Linked DNA regions of Homo sapiens: region 2 is linked to region 1. Evidence: read pairs that join two places in POLR2A ChIA-PET (ENCODE). Cell type or tissue: GM12878. All regions are shown on one strand. Links, peaks and the distances in the headings refer to the core of each region. The heading gives the core; the rest is flanking DNA.

What was found. Peaks named below come from ENCODE experiments on the same cell type or tissue, not always from the same donor. Only the 100,000 strongest peaks of a DNase experiment are listed, where the experiment ranks them.
Region 2: POLR2A ChIA-PET joins it to region 1 with 11 read pairs; 15 of 35 experiments call an interaction of 5 or more read pairs at or near these places.

The regions. Positions count from the first base shown.
Region 1 is chr15:99,563,751-99,578,891 of GRCh38, reverse strand. MEF2A (myocyte enhancer factor 2A) reads right to left here and starts at 12,908. Exons shown (of 12, transcript NM_001319206.4): 1 at 12,788-12,908. RefSeq lists silencers at 12,408-12,457, 13,298-13,737 and enhancers at 11,637-12,610, 12,611-13,586. In GM12878, for the core only: no CTCF peak of the experiment used is centred there; no DNase peak of the experiment used is centred there.
Region 2 is chr15:99,475,975-99,491,115 of GRCh38, reverse strand. It overlaps LOC107984790 (a long non-coding RNA gene), which reads right to left and starts at 4,398. Exons shown (of 3, transcript XR_001751711.2): 1 at 4,247-4,398; 2 at 1-14. RefSeq lists silencers at 4,438-4,487, 14,238-14,532. In GM12878, for the core only: no CTCF peak of the experiment used is centred there; no DNase peak of the experiment used is centred there.

The DNA of each region.
Region 1 (15,141 bases), core at 4,730-7,229:
CTTATATATTCCTTAATGATTTAACATGTCTAAAACCATGCCACTGTTTTAATCAGGTTTAAGTTCCAATCCTTTCTTTTACTGTGTCAGTGATAAAGTTTTTGAATGCTATTTCTCTAACTTCATTGATCACACGAACCCTGTGGCTTTCATTGCATGATTATGCATACATAGTGATTTTGGGGAATAAATATGCTGCGTTATAGCAGAATTGACTGTGGATGTGAGTAAATGTGTGGGTTCGTATACACACGTATTTCTTAGCTCTGTCTGCTGAGAAGGAAAAAGACTCCCCAGTAGCAATGAGCGGCAGTCCTAGTACCCAGATCTCGGTTTCTAAATGCTATCCCCCAAAACAAGGAGCCAGGGCTTTGTGGGAAAGAAGATGATTACAGGGTTGGAGCTGGTAAAATGCAAGATGAGCCTGAAGTTTCTCAGAAACTTTTCAGTACCAGAAAGTGAAGAAGAGCTTTCAAGCTGAAGGGAGAATGTAAAAAGGACAAGGAACCAACCGGACAGAGCTCTCAATGCCAAAGCAGAACGATCTGAGCAGTAACATAAGCAACAGCATCAGATTGCAACCTAGAAAATAAAAACCTCTAAGTCCATACTGATATAAATGAATGAATAAATAAACGAGGGAGAAGGGACACTTCTTCACTGAAGAATTTTAATAAATGAGAAAGGAACAAGGAAATCACAAAATCACCATGAGGTTAATACTACAGTAGTAGGTATCACAGATAAGTTCCAGCAATGAATGCTGAAGTGAATGGATGAAAGTTGGAAGAAAAAACAGAAATTAGCATAATCTCAAAGTATCTCCCCCAAAATATTTATCAACTACACTATGACTTTACAGAGGAGAGATCAGCAGATATTACCTTAATTAAGTGAACAAGATTAACGTCATTAGTAATAAGACAGTGACATCCTGTAGCCCCTGATATAAACATACCTCCTGATATGATACCATTACTTCGGTATATTGCCAAAAATGTATAATCCCACATTAATCATAAGAAAGCATCAGAGAAACCCAAATTGAAAGACATTCTACAAAGTAACGACCAGTACTCTTCAAAAAAGCATCAAGATCATAAAGACAACAAAAAAAATGAGTTAATATCACAGATTTCAGGAGACTAAAGAAACACAACAAATAAATGCAATGTGGGATTATGGATTGAAACTTAGAACTTAGAACAGATAAACACCATTAGAAGAAAAACTGATTAAATTCAAAAGAAGGTTTTCATAGTGAAAAGGTAAACAGTATCATACCAGTATTACTTTCCTGGTTTTGGCATTTACATTATGGTTATATAGCTGTCCAACATTAAAGCTTATTTTCCTGGCATTCCTGAAACTAGGTTAATTACCCTTGCAGATGTGTACTCTGCATCGTACACATCTATTACACATCAAAATCAAGCACAAATCGTCTATGTCCATACTCCCCCCTGACCGTGAAAGCCAAGCCTTGCAGCACCTAGCCCAGTGGACTGAATAAAGTAATGAAGTTACCAGTTGTTACCAGTTATTTCAAACTGTGAAATAAATCTTTATGTTTCTTCTAGAATAATAGTTATTAAAAACAAAATATATAAGCCAAAGTAACACAATAGTTACAAAGAATTTGAACTCAATAACTCCTGGATCAGAAGCATAATATTCCTTCCACTATGCTTTATAGCACTTAATTTCACTTTCATAAACAATTTAACATTAATTACATATACAGTGTGTAACACAGAGTTAAAAAGGATCTAGCTATCATATCATTGTATAATTAAAGTGATGCCCAGAAAGGTTATTTTACTTGCTAATGAACGAAACAGTATAACAGCAACGCCAACATTAGGCATTTTGATGTTCATTAATTATATACTTTAATTTCAGGAATTAGGCTTTTAAAATTTTTAAGTTAAAAACTAAAGTTTATGGCCAGGCGTGGTGGCTCACGCCTGTAATCCCAGCACTTTGGGAGGCCGAGGTGGGTGGATCATGAGGTCAGGAGATCAAGACCATCCTAGCTAACAGGGTGAAACCCCGTCTCTACTAAAAAATACAAAGAAAAAAAATTAGCCGGGCGCGGTGGCAGGCGCCTGTAGTCCCAGCTACTCAGGAGGCTGAGGCAGGAGAATGGCGTGAACCTGGGAGGCGGAGCTTGCAGTGAGCCAAGATTGCGCCACTGTACTCCAGCCTGGGTGACAGAGTAAGATTCCGTCTCAAAAAAAAAAAAACAAAAAAACTAAAGTTTATGTTTCTTCTAGAATAACAGTTATTAAAAACAAAATATATAAAATCAACACTTCACTTAAAAGAAAGGTTTCCACAAAATTAACTAAAATATTATAACAAATACAGGAATAGTTCATTATCATATGAAAGTAATAAAAATAATGTTGGGTCATTATTATAATTATAAACAACAACCTTGTTCGAGACAAATCAACCACGCTCAAGACACTATGAACATACTCACTGAGTAAGTAAAAGATATAAAACAGGATTCACACTCCTGTTTTAAAATGTTTTGGAAAACAAGACCCAACCACTGTAGAATTATTAAGAATTCGGTGAAAGTAGTTATTTAAATTGTTAACACTTTCAAAGAAAACAGTTTCTCCTAGGAGTTTTGGGACTATAAAGATAAATTACAAACTACTGCCCGAGGAATCAGCATAAATTCAAAATTTCTCAGGTTAATAAGCCAAAAGGCTCTAAAACAATGAAACTCCAATATCAATAGCATACCTGCTGCCTGGTTTCTGGTTTCTAAATACTCTTACCCAATAAAGGAAAACTTGAAATAATGTAATGACTGATTCCAGGACAACAGCAGGAGATGACCATAAGATGAGCCTGGAATATCTTACTGGTCCCGAATGCAAGAAAGTGCTCAACAAATGATGGGGGCATGTTAAAACAACCAATGAGTTAATGTGAAGAAGTTTCCACTAACCAAATGTGGGTTAATTTGGAACATCAAAATGAATACTGGCAGGTAATAGAAAACAACCTACTTAATAAAAAAGAATCCATTATATCATATTGATATCAAAATGAATAGGACAAGGTCTTCTTTAAAACAGACTAGAATGCCCACTAATAAATGGAGAGGGAACGATGGTTAGAAAAACACTATTTTGCAATTCTGTGTAGTAAGTGATTCAGGCAAGAGTAATCAATGAATGCTAAAACCATTCTGTAAGCGTTTGGAGGAGGAAATTTTCAGTCTCCAAGTGTCTCCAACAGATTATTCAGTAATAACAAAGGGGACTATGATACCTTTTGTAATAGAGAAAACTAGCAGGTAAAACCTTAACTAAGTGGTCCAAATAAACATCAACAACATGGTCAAAATGACACCGTACTGCCTCATGATGTGATGCACTGAGGATATACCATCACTTACATGGGATTTTTGCCAAAAATGCAAAACCTGAATCTAATTACAAAGAAGCACCTGGACAAATCCAAACTGATGGACATCCTACAAAACAAAGGGTCTGTACTCTACAAAACCCAAAAATTAAAAAGGCTGAAGAACTGTTTCAGATTAAACAATACAAGGGATATAATTAAAATGCATTGTATAATATTGGAATGGGAAAAATATTAAAGGATATTATTGACACTATGGGAAAAATTTCAACATGAACTGTACATTAAACAATAAGATCAATATTAAATTTCTTGAATCCCCCATACTAATGTAAGAATATGCCCTTATTAGGAGATATCAGTTGAAGTATTTAGGGGTAAGGGAACTTGATGTGTGCAACCTCCTCTCAAATGGTTCAACAATAAAAATAATTTTAATAGGAAGAGAACAAAAAAGAGAAAAAAAGGAGATGAGGAAAAAGATCTACACAGTGGATTCTTGATATTATATAACAATGCCTGATATGTTAATGATAATAACATGTCAGGTTTCCTTGTTAGAAATGTACACAGTGCATTAACATAGCATTTCCATCTATCCCTGTATATAACCTGAATTTAATCATACCTGTGATGTTTTGCCACTGACTTTAACTAAATAAACTTGCATCTTTGACATATTCTAGACCAGAGGTCCCCACCCCGGGGCCATAGATCAGTACCAGTCCATGGCCTGTTAGGAATGGGGCCACACAGCAAGAGATGAGCGGCATGCCAGTGAGTGAACCTTCATCTGTATTTACAGCCGCTCCCCGTCGCTTGCATTACCACCTGAGCTCCACCTCCTGTCAGATCAACGGCAACACTTAATTATCACAGAAGCACAAACCCCACTGTGAACCACACATGCAAAGGATCTAGGTTGTGCACTCCTTATGAGAATCTAATGCCTGATGAGATCATCAGTCACTGTCTCCCATCACCCCAAGATGGGACCCTCTAGTAGCAGGAAAACAAGCTCTGGGCTCCCACTGATTCTACATTATGGTGAGTTGTATAAGTATTTCATCACATATTACAATGTAATAATAATGGAAAATAAAGTGTACAATAAATGTAATGTGCTTGAATCATTTTGAAACCATCCCCTCCCCCCACCATTCATGGAAAAATTGTCTTCCACGAAACTGGTCCCTGGTGCCAAAAAGGCTGGTAATAGCTGCTCTAGGCAGAAGATGTAATCAAGGAGTTTCAATCTGTAAATAAAATAATAATCTCTGTTTCCAGACTTTGTACCCACTCTGCAAATATAAAAAGAGAGCAAGAACGACAAAGCAAATGTGGTACATGGTAACAACTGGTGAATCTGCGGCAGATATAAATGGGAGTTCATTGTACTATTCTTGTAACTTTTCTCTAGGTTTGATTTTTTTCCGAAATAAATTTAAAAAAAAAAATCTGTCAACCCTAAAACTGTACTTTGTGGAAATTAAGCCATTTCTGAAAGAAAACAAAAACAAAACCTTAACTCCTAGATTCTTCTCTCCCTTTCTCTTCGTAATCCATACCATCAATTAGGTTTAACACCATTAATAAAAAGGTTTTCAGTATCAAAATAAACATTTTGCCAAAGGAATCCCCAATTTACAAATGGGATATGTTCCAAAAGCCTATTTGTAAGTCAGCTATTTAGAATGGGGAATGACTTTCACTATTACAAATGGTGACTGGGTTCCTAATGTTGGCTACAAAAGTTCTTTGATGTATTTTCATTAGCAATACAGCTGAATTAGTAATGTATTTCATGTATACTGTGTTAATTTCCATAAGGTTCCCCCCTCAACTTGGAGCTTTTCTATAAACATATGAAATTAGTTGGATAAGCTAGAGGGAAGTAATAGGGCCAGAAGGGATGTTGGTTAGTAATGAACAACAGAGATATGCATTTCAAACTGGAAATACTTCCCTCAGACAAGATGGCTACTCAGTGCCCAGCAAGAAAGCAAAATAGAATCTGAGGAAATGCCCCTTGTGCTCCACAGCTCTCAAATTCCTGCCCTTAGAATAATGACCGTATGTTAATAGAAAACACATAAAGTAAGATTATAATTTGGAAAGTACCTTTATGATTTTTAAAGTGTGATTTGGGAAAACTGGTCTGTGGTTGGTTATTTCCGTTGATTAGGACAACTTCTTTTTTTTTTTTTTTTTTTTTGAGACGGAGTCTCGCTGTTGCCCAGGCTGGAGTGCAGTGGCGCGATCTTGGCTCACTGCAGGCTCCGCCTCCCAGGGTTCACGCCATTCTCCTGCCTCAGCCTCCCGCATAGCTGGGACTACTGGTGCCCACCACCACGCCCGGCTAATTTTTTGTATTTTTAGTAGAGATGGGGTTTCACTGTGTTAGCCAGGATGGTCTCGATCTCCTGACCTCGTGAATCGCCCGCCTCGGCCTCCCAAAGTGCTGGGATTACAGGCGTGAGCCACCGCGCCCGGCCGATTAGGACAACTTCTACTCAATTCAACATTTACTGAGAATTCACTATATCTACTATAATAGGTTGGTTGGTAGATACTGAGCACACAAAAGAGCCAGCTGGTCCTTGACATAGCAATTCAGCCTAATAGAAGACAGTGACATCAATTATATTCAAATAATCAAATAATATTCTAAATACCTAACATGGGATTTACTCTACAAATAGTGCATGTATCATGGGCTTTAGAAGCACACAAGAGCAAGAGCAAAAAACTTTTGTCTAGGAGATTAAAACTGGTATCACAGATGACATCTGAGCTAAGACTTAAAGGATAAGTAGTTCAATAACTATAACTATGTGTGCAAGACAGCATTCCAATCATTGGCAAAAAACAGGAACAAAGATACAGAAGCATCAAATATTTACTATCTTCCAAATGCCAGGCGGCATGCTAATGCCTGGGGATACAGCTAAGAGTAAGATGAACAAGGCCTCTGCCTTTATGGAGTTTACATTCAGGTAATGGACAAATACCATAAATAAGCAATAACTAAACAAACCAGGTATACACAAATTACAATTGTCTTGAAGGAAATAATCTGTGTAAGAGAGTAAAATGACAGACTGCAATATTAAATAGGATGGTCAGATTAGGCCTCTGAGTGAGAAGTGAGATTTGGGCCAAACTCCAAAGTGTTTAGCCAAGCCAGACATTTGAAGAATATCCCAAGGAGGGAGTACAGAAAGTGCAAAAGGCCCTAGAAGAAAAAAGGGTGCAGAGGGTTTAAGAAACACTGAGAGGCCTTCGTGGCTGACATGTGATGAATGAGGGGAAGAATGATGAGAAGGAGAAAGCTCATTCAGGGCCATTTAGGCCACAGAATGGAGGACTTGATTTTGAGAGGAATGGGAAGTCACCAGAAGATTTTAAGCAGAGAAATGATATGATCCAATATAGGCTCTTAAAATAATTCTCAGGCTGCTGTGTGAAGAAAAAAAAAAAAAAAAAAACTTCTATGGAGCAAGAAGAAAAAGAAGCAGCCCACTTAGAAAATTACTGCAGTACTTCATGCAAGAGAATGATGGCTTCAAATAAAGAGGTGGCAACGAAGACTAAGAGCAGTGGACTGCTCAAGGCAAATTGTGAAGGTGCAACAGGACGTGGGGATGGATTGGACTTAAGAGAAATGGAAAGAATCAAGAATAATATCTTAAGTTTTTGGCTTGGGTACTGCCATTTATGGATATGGGGAATGCCAGCAGAGACACCAGGGTTTAGGGGTAGGAAGAAGGTTGGGGGAAGAGGGAAAAATAGCTATATTTTACCCACATCATTTATATTATACTTGAGATTCCAACTAGACTTCCAAGTGAATATCAAACTCAAGAGAAGTCTGGGCTGGGAAAATAAAAGTAGTAGTCATCAGTATGAAAACATATGGCCTTTTCAGATTAGCGCTAATAGCTGGCTTTGACTAGGGCATAGAAACTGAAAGGTGATGGCTGAAAATGAGCCTCAAAAGACACGATGGAATCATATTATAAAGTGAGCCATGACTAACAGCAATAGCAGTAGTAGTAACGATAGTAATGGTAGGAGGAAAATTAATGCAGGTTATATACCAGGCACTGCACTTTATAATACACACCTCATTTAATCCTCTCAAAAACTGTATGAAATAATGTTATAATTACTATTTTATACACTAAGCCTCAAAAATCATAAGAACTTGCTGAAGAACACAAAGTGCAAGTAACTAAATAAGAACACAGTAAGAACAGTGGGTATTTTAACTTAGGATGGGAAGTCTGTTGTTGTTGTTGTTGTTTTTTTTTTTTTGGAGATGGAGTCTCATTCTATCACCCAGGCTGGAGTGCAGTGGCACGATCTCGGCTCACTGCAACCTCTGCCTCCTGGGTTCAAGCGATTCTCGTGCCTAAGCCTCCAGAGTGGCGGGATAACAGGTGTGAGCCACTATGCCCGGCTAATTTTTGTATTTTTAGTGGAAACGGGGTTTCACCACGTTGGCCAGGTTGGTCTCAAACTCCCGACCTCAGGTGATCTGCCCGCCTCCACCTCCCAAAGTTCTGGAATTACAGGCATGAGCCACCGCGCCCAGCCAGGAAGTCTGATTTTACAGGCCAATCTTCTATCCCTTACATTACTGCCACTCTATTGATCTCATACGCCTTCAAAAGTTGTTTTTTTTTTTTTCTTTAAGAAGAAATGACATATAGATCTGAATTTTAGAAATATAATTCCAATTTCTATGTAGAAGATGGACAGCTAAGGATGAGGACGAGAGGTGAAACAGGCAAATATAGTATTAGTCAATGCAAGAGCCGCTTGTTTTATTAAGCCCAAAAGTTACAATTTCTTTTACCAGGTCGAATGGGAAGCAGCCCTTTGTTCCAAGTGTCACAAATCATGCCTCAAATGAATCCACGTCAACCTGCACATGCATGCTGCTGGTCACGCAAGTAACAAAGTAAAAATGTCCAGCTCATGCAGTATAAACTTACTGACCACTACTGAAAACCTTTCTCAAGCATATAATTTTAATAATGGTGAGAATTTTTTTAAGTCCATATATTAAAGGTTTTTGTTTTGTTTTTGCTTTGTTTCCTTTTTATGTTTTCATGTTTTCTTGTTTATTTTGTTTTTGAAGTTTGTATTTTTGTGTAAGGAAGTAAAATTAGTATTAATTCAAGACAACCATAAAAAGACATGCCCGGGTTGGTATTTACTAGAAGTTTGATTAATTAATATGTTTTTCACCCATGTTTGTTCCTCTGGCTTTTATCAACATCACTTGTTAAAATAATGATGAAGTAAATTACCTGCCTTCATACACCAATGTTTAAATATGGTATTCCACCTCACAAAGGAGCTAATATTTTTAACTCATATGCTTATGATTTCATCTCGACTAAGATAATTAATAATTAAAATATTAAATTCAGTAAATATCAATTAAATTCTGTAAATATAAATATTATTAAAGTATAAAGCATCTATATAAAAATTTAGTACTTATTAAATAAGTACCAACCTATATCGTGTGCTATGTGTAAGATTTACTAATTAACAAATGGATTTACACTCTTAATTATAATAAACTGGACACAAGGTCCATTTATTATAAGGCACACAGATAAACTATACACGAGAAAATCATTAATTTCACACCAAATCAAAGTATTTTAAAAATTACAGATTAACTAAAGTTACTTTAAAATATTAAAATAACCTTCAATATTAAAATATTTAAAAACTTTTCTTCAGAAATTAAGCTATTTTAAAATACCTATTCAAGGTAGATTACAGAAGTATTCTTCTAACTTTAAATTTCAAATACTATATCTTAGAGACCACTCCCACAGTCAATCCCTAAAAGACAGAATTCACTGAAGATTGGGAAACTATTTATATTTAACTTGAATCTTTAGAAAAATATTTGGGGAGATTATGGAGATTAGAAACAAACTATGGTTGAAGATCAAAATTCTAATGTTTTAAAACAGCCAATTAAGCGTTTTATGTATAATCTGACAATGAATTTAAGATGCTGGGATATTTTATCCAAAACAAACACATTAAGCATTCTCTATTGATACATTATACGAAATCCTTTTGGTCACAAACACTAAACGTATGGGTACTGGGCAGGGTACCTACATAATCTTCAGAGGAAAGAAGAAACAAAAGCCAGAAGGGATGCAGGGAGATCAGGCAATACGCATTTTCGCACATGAAGCTTCACGCAGTGTGTTAGAACTTTTACACTCGCTATCTCATTTAATTCCAACACGGGGCAGGTAGTGTAATTCTATCTCATTTTACAGGAGATATCTCAACTCTGTCAGCAGTGGAGCTGGATCTGAATCAAGATCTGACTACAGAGTCAAGCAGCCTTCCTTTACTGGGGCTTGCAAATCAGCATATGTTAAAAGCATTCTCTTGCACGAGGTTATCCAGCTTAAAGGGTGATCTGATTTCCATATTTACACTTATTATTTAAACATTAGGAGAGAAGGCACTCACTTCTCCATTTACTAAGAATCCACAGATTTTCTTTCTTATCTAGAAAAAAGAAATAGTGATCATTTTTGGTCCACAAATGGTTTTCTCATAGTGTCATCGCATAAAAGAAAACTTCAGCTAGACTTTGAAACATTCATATGTACCATGAGTAACCGGGGTATGGTCTGATGACAACACAGAATATGTGAAATTAGAAATGCCCCCAAATCCAGGCCCATCATCATCGTATATTACACTACATTCTTCTTGCCAGACTAAAAGCAGCAAAGGGAGGAAAAAAGATGGTTTTCCAAACTGACAAGCATGCTATTTTTCAGTAACAAATTTGTTCATGGCTTCTTCCTCCTAAATCAGAACACAAATCTACTGAAAAGATTTAGCTAGACTATTTCAAACTCCAAAATCATATTCTAATAAACATTTCCATAATTTCTTAACCACCCTCAGAATATAATTCAATATTCCTCTTTTTGGTAGCCAATTAATGGATGACACTGCTATTGCTGGAATATTAATAAAATTAATATTAACCCACAATGCATGATGGAAAAGGCAAATTGTAACGAAATTGCTTTGAAAAACATAACATCACCATTTGAAACAACTCAACCTTTTTAAGAGATTATTTCCAACTGCATTTACAAAAAAAAATCCTTGTCACACATACCCATATGAAAACAAACTCTAAGAATACAGAAGGAAATTATTCTCAAACCATAATTCAACATGGTGACATTACAATTATTTCTGGGTGTCAATAAGCTATTTTCCTTCCACTGAACACCCCCCAGAATTTAATTTTTTAAAAAACTTTTGAAGGCAAGTAAAGTGTAATTTTAACACTTTTGTTCTAATATGAAATCAAACCACAATTTTATATATAACCATAGTGTGAATTAAAGGAAATAGGTAAGCAAATAATTGCGTTTAGAGAGGTCACCATTACTTCACAGTCACTGTTTTCACTAAGTAGCTACTGGAACCACACTCTTCAACAAAACTGTTAATCTAGAGTCTACAAACATTCAAATCACCAGTTTTAGCTCTTCAGAGTACTTTTGATTATTGTAACACCATTATCACAACTTTTTGCAACAATGCTCACTGAGAATTAAAATAAAGGTGATTCTATTGTCAATGTGTCACCATATATAACAAATACTGATCTTAATGTTTTATGATATACAGGTGTGTGTTTATGACATTTAATATAAACTAATCTAAATCAGCATCTGCTTTAGTGAAAACTCTTGATTCCCTAAAACAAAAGTTGTAATTTACAGAAAAAGAAATGGAGACTGAGCTCTCCAAAAATACACACACACACACACACACACACACACACACACACAGTACATACAAAAGCCATAAAGGCACAATGCAGTCATTTTTATCCTCACTTCCTAAATTCATATTAAAAGAAATGTCATTTTTGTATGTTTAAAAAAGAACTATTTTGTTTACCTTTTCCACAGACTGTTCAAGAACTGCCAAGGTAACACAGATTCTAAAACTGACAACTAGAGTACTTAGCAGTTGCCAAAACAACACAGCTGGATTCTTAAAGGGAAAGTACTCTTGGGTAATGTACACCTAATTACAGCTTTAGAGAACCTCCTCTTCATATAGTAATAGATGATACAAGACACATGGGAAACATACTGTGCTAAAAACCCGAAAAAATGTTAAGACAATGTTTGTTTAAAAATACATATGCTATTGTTAACACATCACAGCAGGCCTTTCTAATAGGGCATTTATTGGAATCCCAATCTCACTGTAAACTAAAACGCAGGTTAACACTATGTTATATTCAAGCTACACACGGTTCCCTGCTGGACCATAACAGGAGGCTCGCTTCACAGCTCCGGAATCTATTTCGGATGTGAGCAACAATTCTATAGTTACACTTTTAAAGAAAAACTGTTTTCTTATTCAGGATTGCTCACCTTTTCCAAACTTGTTTGCACTATCTCACTTACTTTAACCCTCACAGCTCAAAGGCATGAAATCGAGCCAAAAAGCAAAGTTTCTAACACAAAAAATATTTTCTGCGAGCTGGGATCTAGCCGGATGGCAGGGGTTCAGCCAGCGGTTCCCTGTGCAGCCCCTCTGTCCCCGCGACGTCTCCCCGCACGATCGGGCGTCCGCAACCGCAGGTGTCCGCCCCAAACACCGACCCCGCCACTGACATCTACACACTCACAGAATTCGTACCTAAGCGTTCCACCCCGTTAGACCAATCTTCTCCCAAAGCAGAAGTGGGGGAACTTCTTCAAGTCCAACAGGGCAGAAGGCCCCCCGCACTTGGGGCTAATCCCTTCGGGGAGACCCCCGGGCTTGGAGGGAAAAGGGGAAGGAAAGGGCCCTCAGAGCGCACCTTCTCCGGGGTCTCCCGAGAACTCCTTCAACTTTCAAGGAGGCGACGTCCACCACCGCCCCCCGGCCCCAAGGGGTGCGCGCCCGGGGAGGCTGCTCGCCACCAGCCCGCGCGACTGAGCTCCCCTCGGCCCGCCCAGCCGAGCCCCATCCAGCCCCACCGGCCCGCCCTCAGGGCACCCCGCCCCCACCTCCCCGGGCGCCTAGCTCCTCAGCGCCGACCCCGACCCGACCACCCCTCGCCGCCTCCCAGCACCCTACCCGCCTCCCAGCACCCTACCCGCCCCGCCAATGCGCGAACGCGACCCTGGCCCCCTCCAAGCCGGACACGGCCTCGTCCAGGGGTCCCCGGAGCCCCCCGGGCGACCCTCTCGGCCGCGCCGTCCCCCGCCCCAGCACCTCCACCCCAACCCCTACTCGGTCCCCTAAGCGAGACGCCGCCCCCCTCCAGCACTACCGGCGTCGCGGACTGAGCCCCGCTGCCCGCGGCCCTCACCGTATCTCCGGAGCAGCTGGCGGGCGCGCACACGCCGCAGCCCGGGCCCGCCACCAGCGCTTCGCGCCGCCCGGAGCCGCCTCTTTCAGCCCGGGACTCGCCGGGACATCCGCGCACGGATCCCCACACCGGGGCTATTTTTAGGAGACAAGCCTCGGCCAGACCGGAACTCGTTCTGTGCTGCGCGTGCGCACTACCTCCGCCGCCTCGGTGTCCCTCCGCAGCCCTGCCTCCCCTCCCTCCTGGGTTCCCTTCCTCGCTTCTCCCCATCAGTTTCTTTTCAGGACTGAATTATCCTCTCGGTGGGTTCTAGAGTAATTGGAATGGGAAAGACAAGGGTAGGGCAAAGAGAGTCACGGTGCTTGGAAGCGGGCGCTATTCCACAAGGACGTGGGGGCGGACTATGTTTTTCCGGGTGGGTGAGGAGACGATCACCTGGCACAGGAAGAAGATGACGGCGGCTTGGCGCCGGGGCCGCGGGTTGGAGCTCGCTTTCCTCTGAAGGACCGTGTTCCCCTGGAAGGGATACTGGTCACTTGATGAGGGCCCGGGCGCCTCCCAGGGCGGGGCGGCCCGGCGGCGTCGCGCCCTGCCGCCCCCGCTCCGCCGCTCAGCCGCCGCCACCTCCCTGACCAGCCCCCGGGAGCCCAGGCCGGGAGCGGCCCGGTGACGCGGCGCGTGGCAAATCGCCGCGCGTGGCCTCCAGGGCAGCCAACCCGGGCGGTGGGGCGGCGCGGCGCGACGGGACTGGGCGGGGCTCCCGGGGCGGGGGCGGGGCGCGAGGCCGGCTGCCGCCCGGAGTCCGGGGCCGGGCGGGTCCTTCGGGACGCCCGGGTCAGCCTCCTCCCTCCCTCCCTCGAGGCGCCCTTGGCCTCCCCGGGTGTCGGCTCGCCACGCCCGCATTGTGGCCAGGGCCGCACCTGTGCTCGCCCCGGGGCACGGGCAGGTCACCCTCAGGAGCAAGCACAAGGGGACTCTGGGACCCGGGCCCGGAGAGAAAGGGACTTGAAGGGGTCTCGAGGGCGAGAAGGCCCTTTCGGACTGGACAGCCGAGCTCCCCAGGTCCCAGGACAGTAGCAACCTCCTTATCGTGACTTAATAGTTTCTAGGATGCCTGGGGCGGTGAACTATGTGATGGACATTTTGCATATGACAGCTTATGTAATACTTACAAGGCCCCATGAAGCAGATTCAGTTTCTATTCCCATTTTACAGATGAGGAAAGGGAAGCTGAGCGCTAAAGTGACCTGTCAGGGTCACAGCTTCAGAGTAGGGCCCTGAGGACTTGAACTCCTGACCACTCTGCATGTTGCCTTTTCTGAGATAGGTGCAAAGGGGATAGGCTTGGGACAGCTGTTGTGTTTTCTGGGGCTACTGATTATGTTTATCGAGGTCTTTAGGAGATGAGCCATTGTTGGCCCTCTCATCCTGAAAGCCGCTCACCTCTGAAGAGTTTTTCGGGGCCACAGTGCCTGCATGTGCCCCCAGAGGTGCCTGTGTAATGGACACGAAGCCAAATGGTTGTTTGCATTTGAAGATGAGAAATTCAATCCCGCAGCACTTAAAACAAAGTGGTTGGGGTGGGTGAGCAGATGAGCAGAGGCTGTGAGTGGAGGAACTGGGAAGTTACAAAGGAAGCCAGAGACTGGCTGGCTTCCTCCCTCAAGGACAACGGGGCAATGTGCTGGGGAGAGCCCAAAACAAAGGCGGCACATAGACAGCAGACGCCAGAAAATAAACCTGGAGCTCTGCTCAGAGCTCCACAACACCAGTGTTCAGGGGAGCCAGCAAAAGGAACTGCAGGGAGGTTTTTAAAACATGTCAAAATGTGGTGTAAATCAGCAAGTCATGTGGAAATGCATGCTTTTTAACCTGCCAGAAGCTGCAGAGCCGGCTGGATTTGGCTCTTCTGCTCCAAGAGGACGAGAAGAGTTTAATACTTATCCTTTAAAACTTAGGGTCTGGAGTGGGGGCACAGTGATCAGTGGCCCTCTCCTTGCCACCTGCTGTCACCCTGGAAGAAGAGGCAATGAAAACAGACTGTTCCAAAAGATGTTTTCACCCTTATTGCTCCACTCCGGCTCCCACCCTTCCAGAAATTGAGCCTCCTGAGGCACAGAAGACTCAGCTCAGACTGCCCAGCCCTTACCCATTCCAATGCTATTGTTACCCTCAAAATGTCAAGCAGAGAACTCAACTATGAGTCCAGCCACAGCAGAAATGAAAAGAGTGTTTGCATCACCTTAAAGAGCACCTCTCTCCCCACCACTCTGCATGTCAAAGCCCTTGTCTGAGAATTGCAGGCAGTGGTAAGAAGGAAGGAAGGAAAGGAAGGAGAGAAGGAAAAGTGGAAG
Region 2 (15,141 bases), core at 4,627-7,126, 88 kb after region 1:
CACGCAATGCAACGCTGCAACAAATAGAGAAAAGACAAACACATCAGGAACACATTGTGAAGATCTTAGGGAGCTGTGGATGCAATGAAGCCTAGATAAACTGAGATATGAGAGATAAAGCGATAAAGAGGCAGAGACCCACCAGGCATTCAGTAAAACATCTAGGAGAAACTCGGCTGAGGAACAAGAATAGTAAACCGTGAATGAGTCAAACTAACGAAACCTGCAGTCCACCCAGCTCAGTTCCTCATGGGTTGAGGTGACCGGCCCTCTCCCACCAACTGGACAGAGGAAAGGGTGAACCTTCTTTGACATCCTCCAGGGTTCTTTCACACACCATCCAGCATACATTAAAAATTTAAGGCCAGGCGCAGTGGCTCACGCCTATAATCCCAGCACTTTGGGAGGTAGAGGCAGGCGGATCTCTTGAGGTCAGAAGTTCAAGACCAGCCTGGCCAACATGGTGAAACCCTGTCTCTACTGAAAATACAAGGCTAGCTGGGTGTGGTGGTGCACACCTGAAGTCCCAGCTACTTGGGAGGCTGAGGTACGAGAATCACTTAAACCCAGAAGGCAGAGGTTGCCGTGAGCCAAGATCATGCCACTGCACTCCAGCCTGGGCGACAGAGCTCTGTCTCCAAAAAAAAAAAAAAGAAAAGAAAAAGAAAAAAAAATTAAGACATATGAAGAGGCAGGAAAACATGACCAAAATTTTTTTAAATCCAAACTACAGAAGTGGTCAAGGACTTTAGAGTTAGTAGGTAAGGACTTTAAAATAACTATAAAAAATATGTTAAATGAAATACAGGAAAAGATGACCAAATGGATGAAAGATAGAGAATTTAACAGAATATTAGACTCTATAGAATAATTAATTGAACATTCTAGAATTTTTAAATGCAGTATCAAATCAAGGACTCTGGGGTGAATTTAACAGCAGTGGGACATAACAAAAGATGGCATGAGTGAACTCCAAAACCAATAGGAAATTTTCAGAAAGAAGCACAGAGAGAAGAGCATGAAAAGAGCAAAAGAGAGTGTGGAAGATGCATGGGGAACCATCAGGTGTCTAATGTAGTTGGGGGCCTACAGAAGAGAGGAGAGAATGACATAGAAGCAGTATTTGAAGAGAAAGTGGCTGAGAATTTTCCAAAACCAATAGAAAGCATCAGCTGAGTTGGTGTTCATTGAAGAACTCAGCAAACCCCAAGCAGGATCAACACAAGGAAAACCACTCTTCGGCACATCGTGGTCAAACTGCCGAAAACCATGTATTAGAAAAAGGCAGATGCCCTGCAAAAGAGCAACTATAAGGTGTACAGCTGGCTTTTCAACTCATGGTGAGCAGAATAATGATCCTTAAAGATGTCCAGATCCTAATCCCCAGAACCTGTGAATATGTTACCCCACATGGCAAAAGGGACATTGTAGATAGGATTAAGGTAAAGACCTTTGCATAGGGTAAGCATCCTGGACTGTCCAGGTGGGATCCACGTAATCACTAGGGTCCTTATGAGAGGGAGGCAGGAGGCTCAGAGTCAGAGAAGGAGATATGAGGATGGAGGCAGAGGTCGGGTTGATGCCATGGCTGGGGAAGATGCCATGAGCCAGAGAATGAGGGCAGCCTCCAGGAGCTGGAAAAGGCAGGACACAGATTCTTCCCAGAATCCCCAGAAGGCACACAGCCCTGCGGACACCTTGATGTCTTTTTTTTTGTTTGGAGTCTTGCTGTGTTGCCCAGGTTGGAGTGCAGTGGCATGATTTCGGCTCACTGAAACTTCCGCCTCCTGGGTTCAAGTGATTCTCCTGCCTCAGCCTCCTGAACAGCTGGGATGACAGGTGTGCACCACCATGTCCGGCTAATTTTTGTATTTTTAGTAGAGATGGGGTTTCGCCATGTCGATCAGGTCGGTCTCGAACTCCTAACCTCAAGTGATCCACCCGCCTCAGCCTCCCAAAGTGCTGGGATTACAGGCGTGAGCCACCGTGCCCAGCCCCATTTCAGATTTCTGACCTCCAGAACAGTAGGAAAATAAATTTGTGTGTTTTTAAGCTTCTAGGTTTGTGGTCATTGGCTACAGCAGCAGAAGGGAATAAATACACACTAGAAGATAGCAGGTGCCTTGCTGAGGTGCTGTAAGTACATAAATGAATAGATTTGCCGCCACTTTGCCCACCAGACCCCTTACCCCTCTCTGTATTCTTTTTGTTGCCTCCAAGTACCTATTTATTTATTTATTTATGTAATTTCAATAGGTTTTTGGGGAACAGATGGTGTTTGGTCACATGAGTAAGTTCTTCAGCGGTGATTTCTGAGATTTGGGTGCAGCCATCACCTGAGCAGTGCACACTGTACCCAATATGTAGCCTTTTATCCCTCACCCCCTCCCACCCTTTCACCCGAGTCCCCAAAGTCCATTGTGCCATTCTTATACCTTTGCATCCTCATAGCTTAGCTCCCACTTAGGAGTGAGAACGTCCTGAGTTACTTCACTTAGGATAATGGTCTCCAATTCCATCCAGGTTGCTGTGAAGGCCATTATTTCATTCCTTTTTTATGGCTGTCTCTCTGTATTCTTAAAACTAATCACAATGAGACCCTTAAATGTAAACTTCGATACCTCAAGCAGTCCTAGAAACAGATGAAACTCCAATCTCTTGACAAATCCAGCACTTCTAATGCATGGTTGTTGAAAATAGGAGATAACACTTAAGACTAATTAATTATTTTTCTTTTTTTCATGCTTCCTTGTCAGTGACCTTCCCCCCAGTTTTGCTAGGGGAGGATTGAGATTATTATAGCTGGATTACAAAGAGAAAGTGACAACATTCCTTCTTGACATCCCGGATAAGCTCCTGAAACCCATTTCAGAAACAAGAGTGAGTCTTTCAATTCTAAGAGCCAAGTACTTGAGAGGAAGAAGTCTTGTAAATTCCAGAAGCATTCTTTAACCTATCAGGCACCAAAGCCGAAGAGACTGGACATGAGCTTTGTTTTTTTGTAGTAAAATACACATAACATAAAATGTATCATTTCAACCTTTTTTTTTGACTCTTGCTCACTGCAACCTCCTCCTCCCTGGTTCAAGCAATTCTCCTGGCTCAGCTTCCCAAGTAGCTGGGATTACAGGCGCCCGCCACCACGCCCGGGTAATTTTTTGTATTTTTAGTAGACATGGGGTTTCACTGTGTTAGCCAGGCTGGTCTTGAACTACTGACCTCAGGCGATCCGTCCACCTCGGCCTCCCAAAGTGCTGGGATTACAGGCGTGAGCAACCACCCCCATTTTTTTTTTAATTAAAAAAAATTTTTTTTTAATTATTTTTTATGTTTATTTTATTTATTTATTTATTTTTTAAAGACAGGGTCTCGCTATGTTTCTCCCAGAGACACTGAACTCCACTGGCGTCTAGTGACTATTCACAGGTCTGATCATAGCTCACTGCAGCCTCCGACTCCACGCCTCAAGAGATCCTCCCACTTTAGCCACCTGGGTAGCCCAGACGACAGGCGCAAGCCATTTTGTAAGTGTACAATTCAAGGGCATTACATATATTCACATTGTTGTGCAACCATCACCACCATCCATCTCTAGAACTTCTTCATCTCCCAAACTGAAACTCTGTCCCCACTCAGCACTCACTCCCCTTTTCCCTCTCCCCTGCCCCTGGCCCCTGCCATTCATTCCCCTTTCTGCTGCTGTGAATTAGACTATTTCATGTTCTGCAGAAGAGTGGAGAGTTTTGCTTTTCAGCTCTAGAATGGGAAAGGAGCAGGATAGAATATGTGGGCAATTTCCTGCCACACAGGAATGCAGTACATCCCATTTTCCTGGGCTGGAAGAAGAGCATGAAGAGAGAGGGTGGAGTAAAAGAATTGAGGCCTGAGTGAGCGCCCTCCTCTGTCACCGGAGGAGGAAGGATGGGGACCCCAGCAGGTTAGGGGATCCCAGAATGGAGGGTGCTTACTTCCTGCCAGCCAGAGGGCCCAGCCCCCTCCTAAGATTGTACATGGAGCTCCCAAGCTCTCACATGCCTCCTGGGAAGACTGAGCCCTTCCCAGAGACTGAATTCACCCCCGGAATGGACTAAACGGCAAACTCGATGTGACTGCGTTCTCCAGGATGGACGAGGTTTGTATTTTTCCACTACTGAACAGAAATGGGGCTCTCCAACAAATGGAGTTCAATGGTAGAAAATAAAGTTAACATTTCTGAGCATCTGAATATTAATTATAAATTTTATACCTGCTACAAATACCCTGGCCCGAGAGATTCCTTCCTGTCCCCTGCAAGGTTCAAGGCATCCCTTGGCTCCCTAAGCTGTTTGGCTCTGAGCTGGGTGGGGCCCGCACGCAGGAGCAGCAGCTCCGTGTAGAAAGCTGTTTCGGATTTCTCCCCTGGGCAGGGTGCCACACGCACATGTTGCAGTCCCTGCCGACAGCCATGCCCAGCGCCCTGGCAAGCCACCCGCCCCCCAGGCTGCTTAGACCACTGGGTACCGCCCCCTGCTTCTCCCGCCCCCACCTCCTTCCTCCCCCGACTCCACCCCTCTCCTGCTCCAGGAAAAATATGTGGACGTCGCACGTCCCTCCTGTCACGAAACACACAAAGAGGACAGAGGGCGAAGGCGGGGTCCGTGGGAGCCCAGGCGACCTCAAGGCAGTTCACTCACGCAGCCAGCCCTCAGAGACGTGGGCTGCGTGTCTGCTGCCCGCCTGGGGAAACTGCAAGGGGCTGACTGGGTGGTGCCAGGGATTTGCACGCTCGGGGAATCTGTGGGATTCACATCTGTTTCTCCAACATTTCTCTCGCCTCTGCCAGACGTGAGCTCCTTGAAGGCAGGACCAGGCTTGGTTATTTTGAGTCTCTCCATCTCATCGGTCCTTGCTGGACAGATCCCTTTTTCATGGAGTGTCTCTGCCCTCACCCCTCACTCCACCCCAGCCCTCGGTAGTCCCATAGAAGCTGTGGGCTCCTGCAGCTCAGGCCTGGGGCAGTGCTGGATTCAAAATATCATAGCACAGTTCAGCAATCGGAAATGGATTCCACTCTTCACTGGCATTTCCCCTAAAGATCTTAGACGTGGCACCCGTCATAGTCTCTGCAAAACTTCTTCTCTTCTCTTCTCCTTCTCTTCCCTGCCATCCTTGAAATGGCAAGGACAAAAACGGCACCTCTCCTCCCAGCACTTCCTTCCTCTCTGGTCTTCCACCCCTGCCCCCGCTCCACCTTTTATCTTGCTTGTTGACTTAACTGCTTCCTCTCACCTCAGGGTCCCAGCCTTCCCCTCCATTCCTGCTCAGAGGTGGCTTTGGAGCCTATAGAACATGCTCCAAGGTCTTTGGGGCGCTGGTAGATCTACACTCACACCCTCTCACCCTGGCAAGACCTGCAAAGCAGAAGCTGGCACAGCTGGAGGAACAAGAGGCTGAATCGGAAGAACTCATTCAGCTGAATCTTGACGGATGGCCTTTTCCTGTAAAATACAGAGGAGACAGTGCATGCAGTTCAAACGCAGGCTGGGCTCCGTCTCTCTAGGGTGGGGAGATTTGTTCCTGCCCCCAAAACACCCCTTTCTTTTCACGACCCTTGTGCTCCTCTGGCTGCCTGCTTAATGTGCCACCCACACTGCACAGACCCCTCCCTAGGAATGTCCCCACCAACAATCTCAGCTGTGGCCTCAGGTCCACCATGGACACTCTGAGTCCCCAGGGATGCAGGCAGCCCCTAGAGGCTGTGGGATATTCCCAGGATGAGGGGTGGTCAGACACAAGAGTCTTTCATGAAGGTCAGAAGGCTCCAGGTGCTCTGTGTGCAGGTCAGTCGCCTGTACTCAGAAGGCAGGAAGAAGCTGCCTCGTGAGCTGAGGAGGGCAGGAAGGGATGCCATTTGCCTTTCAGGCTTCGTGCCTCCCTGCTGGAGGCTTTTTTGTGTTTATTTTTGCCTTATTTTGGGGTCCATTTAAAAAATCCTCACGCCATTAAAGTATGTCATTAGGGAAGCCCTGGGCCCTTCTTACGAGGCTTTGAGTATGAATGTCAGCCAACATCTCTACTTTAGTTAGCTTCATCTTTTAACTCTTTGAAAAGTGAGGACAAAGAATAAATATTCATTCCATTTCTTTTTTCTTTTTCTTTTCTTTCTTTTTTTTTTTTTGAGACAGAGTCTCACTGTGTCACCTAGGCTGGAGTGCGGTGGCGCTATCTTGTCTCACTGCAACCTCTGCCTCCTGGGCTTAAGTAGTTCTCCTGCCTCAGCCTCCCCAGTAGCTGAGACTACAGGTGCCTGTCACCACACCTGGCTAAATTTTTTTTTATTTTTTAATTTTATTTTTATTTTTAGTAGAGACGGGGTTTCACCATTTTGGCCAGGTTGGTCTCAAACCCCTGACCTCAAATGATCCACCAGCCTTGGCCTCCCAAAGTGCAGGGATTACAAGCATGAGCCACTGCGCCTGGCCTCTTTCCATTTCTTGAGTTCAAATCTATACCCTTGCGTGTGTGCCCCAGTGCTGCAGCTACGGAAATCCACTTCCAAGGCCTAGGGTGGACCACAGAGACCCTCCCTCACCCAGCAAGGACCCCCCAGGTAGCTGGGCTCATCTGTGCCCCTAGAGACACTCTGTGGCCCGTGAGGCAGGAATTATGGTGCCATTCTAGACAGACACTTGAGTGTTTATGGAAACGTCAAGCAATGAGAGCTAAGCTTATTTTAGTGATTCTTGTGTGCCAGGCACTGTTCTAATTAATTTAATCTTCACAGCTCTTATTTCTTGAGGTAAATACTGCTATTACCCCCCATTACAAATGAGAAAGTTAGGGCCCCATGAGGATGAGGGATTTGTCCAACGTCACATGACTCATACGTGGCAGAGGTGAGGCTGGAACTCGGGCCATCTTCAGAGTCTACTTTTGTGTGTGCTCAGCTGGCCTCAGCTGAGAGGCAGGTATGGAAGCCAATCCAAAATGCCTGCAGGGACCCCCGGACTAGACAGCCCTCAGCCTTCATGGGGCCGGGGGGCAGTGGGCAGCTGCTCTTGAACAACAGGCAATTGTTACCTTGCAGGAAAGCAGGCTCAGTGTGTCAGACACTCCTGCTTTTCAAGAGAAGCTGGAAGTTCAGGACCAGCCTGGCCAACATGGTGAAACTCGATCTCTACTAAAAATACAAAAATTAGCGGGGCGTGGTGGCGCATGCCTGTAATCCCAGCTACTTGGGAGGCTGAGGCAGGAGAATCGCTTGAACCTGGGAGGCAGAAGTTGCAGTGAGCCGAGATTGTGCCACAGTACTCCAGCCTGGGTGACAGAGCAAGACCCTGACAAAAAAAAAGAGCAGCTGGAAATCTGGATATTTATGTGAAATTCTTAGTATAAAAATGTAATCAGGTTGGGCACAATGGCTCATGCCTGTAATTCCAGCACTTTGGGAGGCTGAGGCGGGTGGATCATGATGTCAGGAGATCGAGACCATCCTGGCTAATATGGTGAAACCCAGTCTCTACTAAAAATACGAAAAAATTACCCAGGTGTGGTGGTGCACACCTGTAATCCCAGCTACTCGGGAGGCTGAGGTAGGAGAATCGCTTGAACCAGGGTGGAGGTTGCAGTGAGCCGAGATCACTCACTGCACTCCAGCCTGGGTGACAAAGCGAGACTCTGTCTCAAAAAAAAAAAAAAAGAGCCAAACAAAACAAACAAGCAAACAAAAAAAACTTGTTCAAAACCTTACGTAAGGAAGACAAAAAACAAAACAGTCTACATCCAGCTCATGGGTTGCCGGCCTATGGCCTCTGGCTCAGGCTAAGGAAGGCAGATTGGTTTAATCTCCCATCAACTCTATCCCATTAATAGTGGCTACCTGGAGACCAATGTGGAGAGGGATTCTGAGTGTAAGTCTGGCCTCAATGAGAAAGAGTGCTGCAATCCATTGGTCATGTCTGCCACAGGCACAGCCTGGAAGAATGACAGCATCTATATCTTGAGCTCTCCTGACTGGTTATATACTATACAGAATGAACTAGCATTCAGTCCCCATTCCTCCAGAATCTTATTGGTTAAATCCGCCCACCTTACCCCAGCCCACTCCAACCCAGAGCACCTGTAGAGTCAATAAGGTTTCCGTGTCCAATACTTCCCAGGTACTAAGTACTTAGATTAGCAACCCTCACACGAATCTTGTGAGAAAAGTGTGGGCGCATGCATTTGATTTTGTTTCAGCTCCTCTCCAGTCAGGAACTAGAAGTCCCTCTTGCCATAAGAAAGCCAATCAACCTATCAGGCATATTGCGATCTCATTGAGACTTCACTGGTGCTTGGTGAAGGGACATGATACAATGCACATTATTTTTACTTGGAAAAGCCTCTTCTTCAAATCGCCTTCTTTATCATCCCACTGTGGGGCTTCTGTCTCTGACATGCGTACCCCATCTTGCTATGGTTTGAATGCTTGTCCTCTCCAAACTCATGTGGTATTTAATTGCCATTGTGATGGTATTGGGAGGTAGGGCCTTTAAGAGATATTTAGGTCATGAGGGCTCCACCTTCATGAATGGACTAATGCCATTATTATGGAAGTGGGTTTTTTATAAAGAGTGGGTTTTCCCCTTTTATGCTCTCTCTTGTGCTCTCTCTCTGCCCTTCTGCCATGTTAAGGTGCAGCAGGAAGGTCCTTCCCAGATGCCAGCTCCTCAATCTTAGACTTCCCAGCCCCCAGAGCTGTGGGTCAATAAATTTCTGTTCACTGTACATTACCCAATCTGTGATATTCTGCTATAACAGTACAAAATAGACAAAGACATGTCTTTTTCAGGATCTGACCCTACTGTTCTTACCCCATGAAGGTTTCCTTTTGGAAATTTCCAATCCCTGTCCCTCCCTGAAGCAGCCATCTTCTGTGGATTTAGTGCACCCTTTAGAGTCCTTCTTTATCCTAATCTGCTTAAAAACATATTTTCCCTGATAAAGTAAGTCTCCCCTTGAGAGAAGTTCCCATATCAACCACTAACAGGAAATGGAGCTCCCAGTACATCGTGACTTATATAAAGCCATTCAGAGTCAACCCTCGAGCATCTCAGATGTGTGACCCAGAGGTGTGACATTTATATCATGTGTGACATATATGACACTGTGTGTGACACATTTATGACAGATTGTGATCTGTGGGTGGCCTCACCCACAGACTGATTTTTTATTCTTTATTGCATCTACGTTTGCTTATAGTTAATTTCGCCTGGTTTAGCACTTAATCTGCTCTCTAATTTTCCTTCTTTCGGAAATTGGCTTTCTCAGCCAAATGATGAGGTGCCTGAGAGCCGATCCTTTTCCTCTTACTTCATTCACTCATTTGACTAATATCATTTGAGCTCTTGCTGTGGGCCAGACACTGTTCTAGAACCCAAGGATACAGCGCTGACCAGAACAGCTTCTACTCTCTTGGAGCTTACATTTCTTTTTTGAATTGTATGGCAGTCCATGACTGTCAACATTCTGGTCCTGAGGATTCTTGTGGTTTTGCTGGGCACAGTCACACGCTGGGAGCTTTCACTGGCTCCATGCATTTGGCTCTGGCTTCTCCTGGTGGGGGCTTCTTTTCTAGCTGTGTTGACACGTGCCCTAGAAAAAGACCACTCTCCCCAGGTTTAGGCATTGCCATTTGATCCTGGGCAAGGCACTTGAACTTCCTAAGCCCCTTTCCCAACCTGTAAAAGACAGGTAATTCTACACAGCAGGGCTGTCGTGAATTGTAAGTGGTTAAAGTGCACTGGCACCATGCAAATGTCCCTCATGATTGCAGCACAATCATATGCAGAGATGCATATTCAGAATCCAGCTCCCACCCCTCCCAGCATGTCCTTGTTGCTCTGATTCTTCCAGAGGTCTCCTTTCCCTGGGAAAGAAAAGAACCAGCAGAATACAAATACCAAAGAATCCAGTTCTTGACTTGGGAGTTTCAAAATGGGCTTTAAAAATGTATAGAAGAAAAAGTAATCTTGTGAATCAAGACTTTTGGCTATGCAAGAGGGAAGCTTTTTGAAAGAGAAATGGTTTACTGAGTTTCAAAGAGAAACTAAAAACTCTTAAAAAATTGGAGCATAAAGTGTATTTCCCAAAGAGTGGAAAGGAAAGAGGACAGGAGAAGAGACCACATGAGCAACGTGACGTGCAGACCAGAGCCAGGTTGCCAAGGCCAAGGGAGAAGGGGCTGCTGGAAGGGAGAAGTCTGTGAGCCCTCCTGTCCTACCAGATGGCTCAGGCTCAGGGGAAGACAAAGCAACCCCTATATGAATTTTGGGGAAAGCAAAGGGTAGGAGAACCTTACACCAGCTTGCTGGGCAGGAGAGCTGTTGAGAAGAGATGGGCGTGGGGACAGCAGAGTGACAATGGGGTCTCCTGCAGTCTTACTGGGCCTGTAGATTGGGAGAGTAGCCCAAATTGCCTATGCTCCTGAGATGGATGTGGTAGTGAGCAGAGAATGGAAGCCAGAGGCCCAGGCTGGCGGCTAATTCTCACGTGACAAGCAGACACAGTCATCAGTGGCAGAGAGGGCTGGGCAAGCCAGGGGCCAGATGGAGATATGTTCAGTCCCGTAGACACTGACATGTGGGAATGCTGGTCGCTTCAGCAGATACCAGTGGAAATCAATGTTGACGTTAGGAGCCAGCACAGGATGACTCGTTATAATCAGCATAGGATAGGATAGGCTCTGCTGTAGTAACAAACATACCCCAGAACTTAGTAGCTTGACACATGAACATGTGTTTCTCTTTCACTGTGGTCTAATCCATTGCATGTCGTGAGGGTCTCCTAAGTAGCTCCCTTCCAAGCCATGACTCAGGAGTCCAGTTTGCTCCATTTTAGTTTTGACTTCCAGGATGGCCTCAGCAGAAAGGGAGGACTGGAAGGCTGCACAGGGGGTTTCCCACTGCCTTAGCAAGGAAATGACATACAGTATATCCCCTTACAGCCCCTTGGCCAGAACTAACACCATGACCCCAACCTAACTGCAAAAGAGGCTGGGAAATGCAGTCGTCCATGTGCCCAGGATGAGGGAAATTAAACGGGGCTTGGGAAAACCTAATATCATCTCTATCACCACCACAAACCAGGCATGTCTTAGACACAATGATCTGTACATTCCCTGTGAAATTGAGATGTCATTTCAGGGAGAAAAATCCTAAATTTCAACAAGCTTTAACCTAACTTGAGAAATCACCGAATTCAATTGGTTTTCCATGGAAATGACTAGGTTACCTTTTGTTTTTTTGTCATTAGGGAGAAATGGGGACTAAAGATAGGAAGCAGTTTCTCATGGAAAGGCAAATAAAGTTGAATCTTTGCACACATGAGAGCATGGGCCATGGCATTTGTGCCTGCTCCATTATTATGGGTAATATATTGTTATTGCTGGGGAAAAAAAGCTTACAGATTGTTTGTCAGAAGTGGGATAGCATAGAGATGAAGTGCATTGGCTCATGGGTTCAAATATGAGTTCTGGCCTTTGCTAGCTGGTGTACAGGTTAAATAGGATCAAATGTGGAAATGATCAGCTCTGTGCTGGACACACCATACATTCACAATAAGGTTAGCAGCTGTAAACATCCACAGCTCAAATGAAGATCCAAGGAGTTTAACCTCCCATCTGGTGCTTTTTCATTACCCTACCCTGCAAAGCTCTTGTCATCGTGTTTCCACTTTTAAGATTAATGATGATAATAATAATAATGATGCTAGGAGAAGAAGAAAAAGGAGGAGGAGGAGAGGAATTATCATTAATTGAGCTCCTCTAATGTGCTGGGCATTTTACATAACTCACCTCATTCAATACTTAAAACAACTCTGTGAATTGGGTATCATTATCACCATTTCACAGATGAGGCAATCAAGGCTTACTGAGGTTACATAACTTGCACCAGGTCATAGGAAGTTTGAAAGCACATCCATATTGAGATCCAGCGCTGGCCCTGTCATCCACTAACTGTCAGACCCCGGGTGAGTTGCCTGACCATGCTAGGATTTGCTTTCTCTGCCTATAAAAGAGAAATAAAAATAGTACCTATCTCAAAAAGAAAAAAAAAGTTCATAAATTATTTGACCTTCTTCCAACCAAGAGGTGGGATCTCTGTCCCTCCCCCTTGAATCTGGGCTGACCTTAGTGACTTACTTATAACCAAATAGAATGGAGCTCAACTTCTAAGGCTGCTCAGAAAAGGCCATGTGGTTTCTGCTGGTTCTCTTGGAACAGTTGCCTTTGGAGCCCGGAGTGACACATAAGTTAAATTGTGTTATCCCCCCAAGTTTTTATGTCTAAGAATGTGAAATTATTTGGACATAGGATCTTCATAGAGGTAATCAAGTTAAGATGAGGTCATTAAGGTGGGCCCTGATCCAATATGACTTATTGGATTATGAATTTCCCCCTTATAAAAGGGGGAAATTTGAGTAGAGAGACCCACATAGAAGGAAGATGATGTGCAGACACGGGGAGAAGATGGCTATCTACAAGCCAAGGAGGAAGGCCTGGAGCAGATCCCTCCCTGACAGCCTCAGAAGGAACCCACCCTGCTGACAGCTTGATCTCGGATTTCCAGCCTCCAGAACTGTAAGGTGATAACTTTCTGTTGTTCTAAGCCACCCGGTTTGTGGTACTTTCCTATGGCACCCCTAGAAAATGAATATAATTGTTACACAAGAAGTCTGACTACCCTGAGGCCCATGAGGAAGCCCAGGCCACATGGGGAGGACGCTTCTGTGTATTCTGGTGACAGCTCCAGCTGTGGTCCCAGCTGACAGCCAGCATCAACCACCAGACACGTGGGCAAAAATGTCTCCAGATTGTTCCAGCCCCCAGCTGTCAAGTCACATCCCCCAACCCTTGTTTTCAAGCGTCCCCAGATGAAGCCCTAGACACCATGAAGCAAGTAGACGCTGTTGCACCTTGTCCGAATTCCCGAAGCACAGCATCTGTGAATACAATAAATGGCGGCGTTATGCCACCAAGTTTGGGACTTTATGCAGCAACACTAACAGGAGTAGCCTCACACCTAATGAGGGCCCCAGCCAGGCTCTGAGCCAGGGCTCTGGCCGTGGACTGCAGGCCTTTGCTCTGCTCTCTCATGCAAGCTCAGCAGCATTGCTTTCTCAGAGGGTGCCCAGGTAGGAAGATCTTTGCTGAGTCTTCTCTCCAGGGAAGCAGGGCTGGCCCACGTGGGCTTAGACTCTGGTTCACCTGTGGTTAACCTCCTTTCAGGAAGCCATCTCCCCAGCTTCGTTCTCCAAGCTTGGAGAGCGGGCCAGGCTCCTGAAGGCAGCCATCAAGTGTGACCTCATCGAAGTATGGCTTGAACCTGTTCTCAGGGTCATTTGGCTGATGAGTTTGTGCAACATCAGGGCTGTCGGGAGGCAGAATATGAGCTGGATGTCTGACCACCTGGGTTTAAATTTTGGCTGTGCAACACTAGCTGTGTGGCCTTGGGAAGTTATAATAACCTCCCTGAGCCTGTTTCTTCAACTGCAAAATGGGGACATAATAGCACCCACCTCATAGGGGTTCTAGTGAAGCTCAGACAAGCCATTTTCTTGTGAATCATGGAGCAGGGGTCTGCCTAGCACAGGGTCAGTCCACAGCCCATGTTAGCTACTGTTGCTAGTCATCAATATCAACTGTTTACTTGTAGGGATTTGTTTGTTCTCTCCAATGCAGACTATTTTAGTGCCTGGAAGCATCCTTGCGAAGGAGAAAAGTAGCTTAAAATAAACCCAAGAATGTTGAGTTCTTTCAAAAGTTAATTTACAAAATAAAAAGGTTCCAGACAAATCTAAGGTAGCATTGTTATTACGGGTTTTATTGTTCCAAACAACCTTGAAAAACTAACTCTGGAGCTCCAAAGGGTAGCAATTAGGCCTCTGGTGAGAGCCCTCAAAGTATTTAAAGCCTTGCCAAGGCACTCATGGCTTCACTTCCTTCCCCATTTTGTGGTCGCCGTGTCTGCCTGCATCCCCCACCAGGGCCCAGGCGGGAGCGTGGGGAGGGCCGCGCGGTCTCCCCGCTGCTGCAGGAAACGCTGCCTGCTGTCTGAAGACTCCCAGAAAGAGAAGGCTGAGAGGGTGACTCAAAGTGAACCATCTCCTCCCCCAACCCACGTCCCCCACCCTGCACGCTGCACCGTGACAAGACCCCTCTTCTGAGCCCAAGACTGAATCACGGCTCAGGGCCCTGGGATGCTCACACACCCCTTTGCCCAGCGCTGGCCAAGAGATCCAACTGCACGGTGGCTTCATGGGTCTGAGCTAATTCCCTCCTGAGCTGCAGCTTACCCCACGGCAGCACTTCGTCAGAAACAGTCTCTGGGCTTGCTGCTGGCAGGCTGCTTGCTGGCTGTGAAGTCTTCATCCTGCTCTATGCGAGGCAAGGCTTGTCCAAATATTTGGCTTGATCCTGCTTTCTGATTCATCATGTGCAGGAACCTCCGTAATTTCATCTACTGCGTGACTCAGACAAGAGCTGAACACAAGTGCCGTGCACCGGAGCCCCGGAGCCTGCACAGAGGCCAGGCCTGCATCTTCCCGGGCAAGCCTCCTGGGCTTGGGGAGAGATGCTGGCACTCTCAGGATCAGCTAGCCTGAGATTAAATCTCTTTTGTCTGAGATGATTAACAGAGCCCCAAACACGCCTCGACACAGGGTGTGAGGTGCACTTTGTACCTTTTCCAAGATTTTTTTTTTCTTTTTTAGTGCTAAATCCATTTGCATCTCATAAATTATACTGGCTTCCAAAATGAAGTGTTCCTGACAGCCGCAGGCAGGGTGTGGGTTCCATTGAAACGCTTTTCCCTGTCGTCCCCTCTCTCACTCTGAGACCCTAGAAGATATCCTGCTGATCTTCTAAAGGAGGAGGGGAGGCAGTGAGTGACCTAGATTTCAAATCAGAAAGACAGGTAGAGCCAGCTCGCCTGTCTTCAAAAGGCTGCCCGTGCACTGGGTTCTGGGGTTTTGGAAGGAGCCAGAAGGAAGATGTTCCCCGGGCTCCTACCCAGATGCTCCTGCTTATAGGTAACGTGGTCATTTTCTCCTTCAGCAGGTTTTTCAGCTTAAGAAAGGCCACAGGTTGGGCCAGTGGGGCCCGCGAACCCCCTCGGTGCCCCT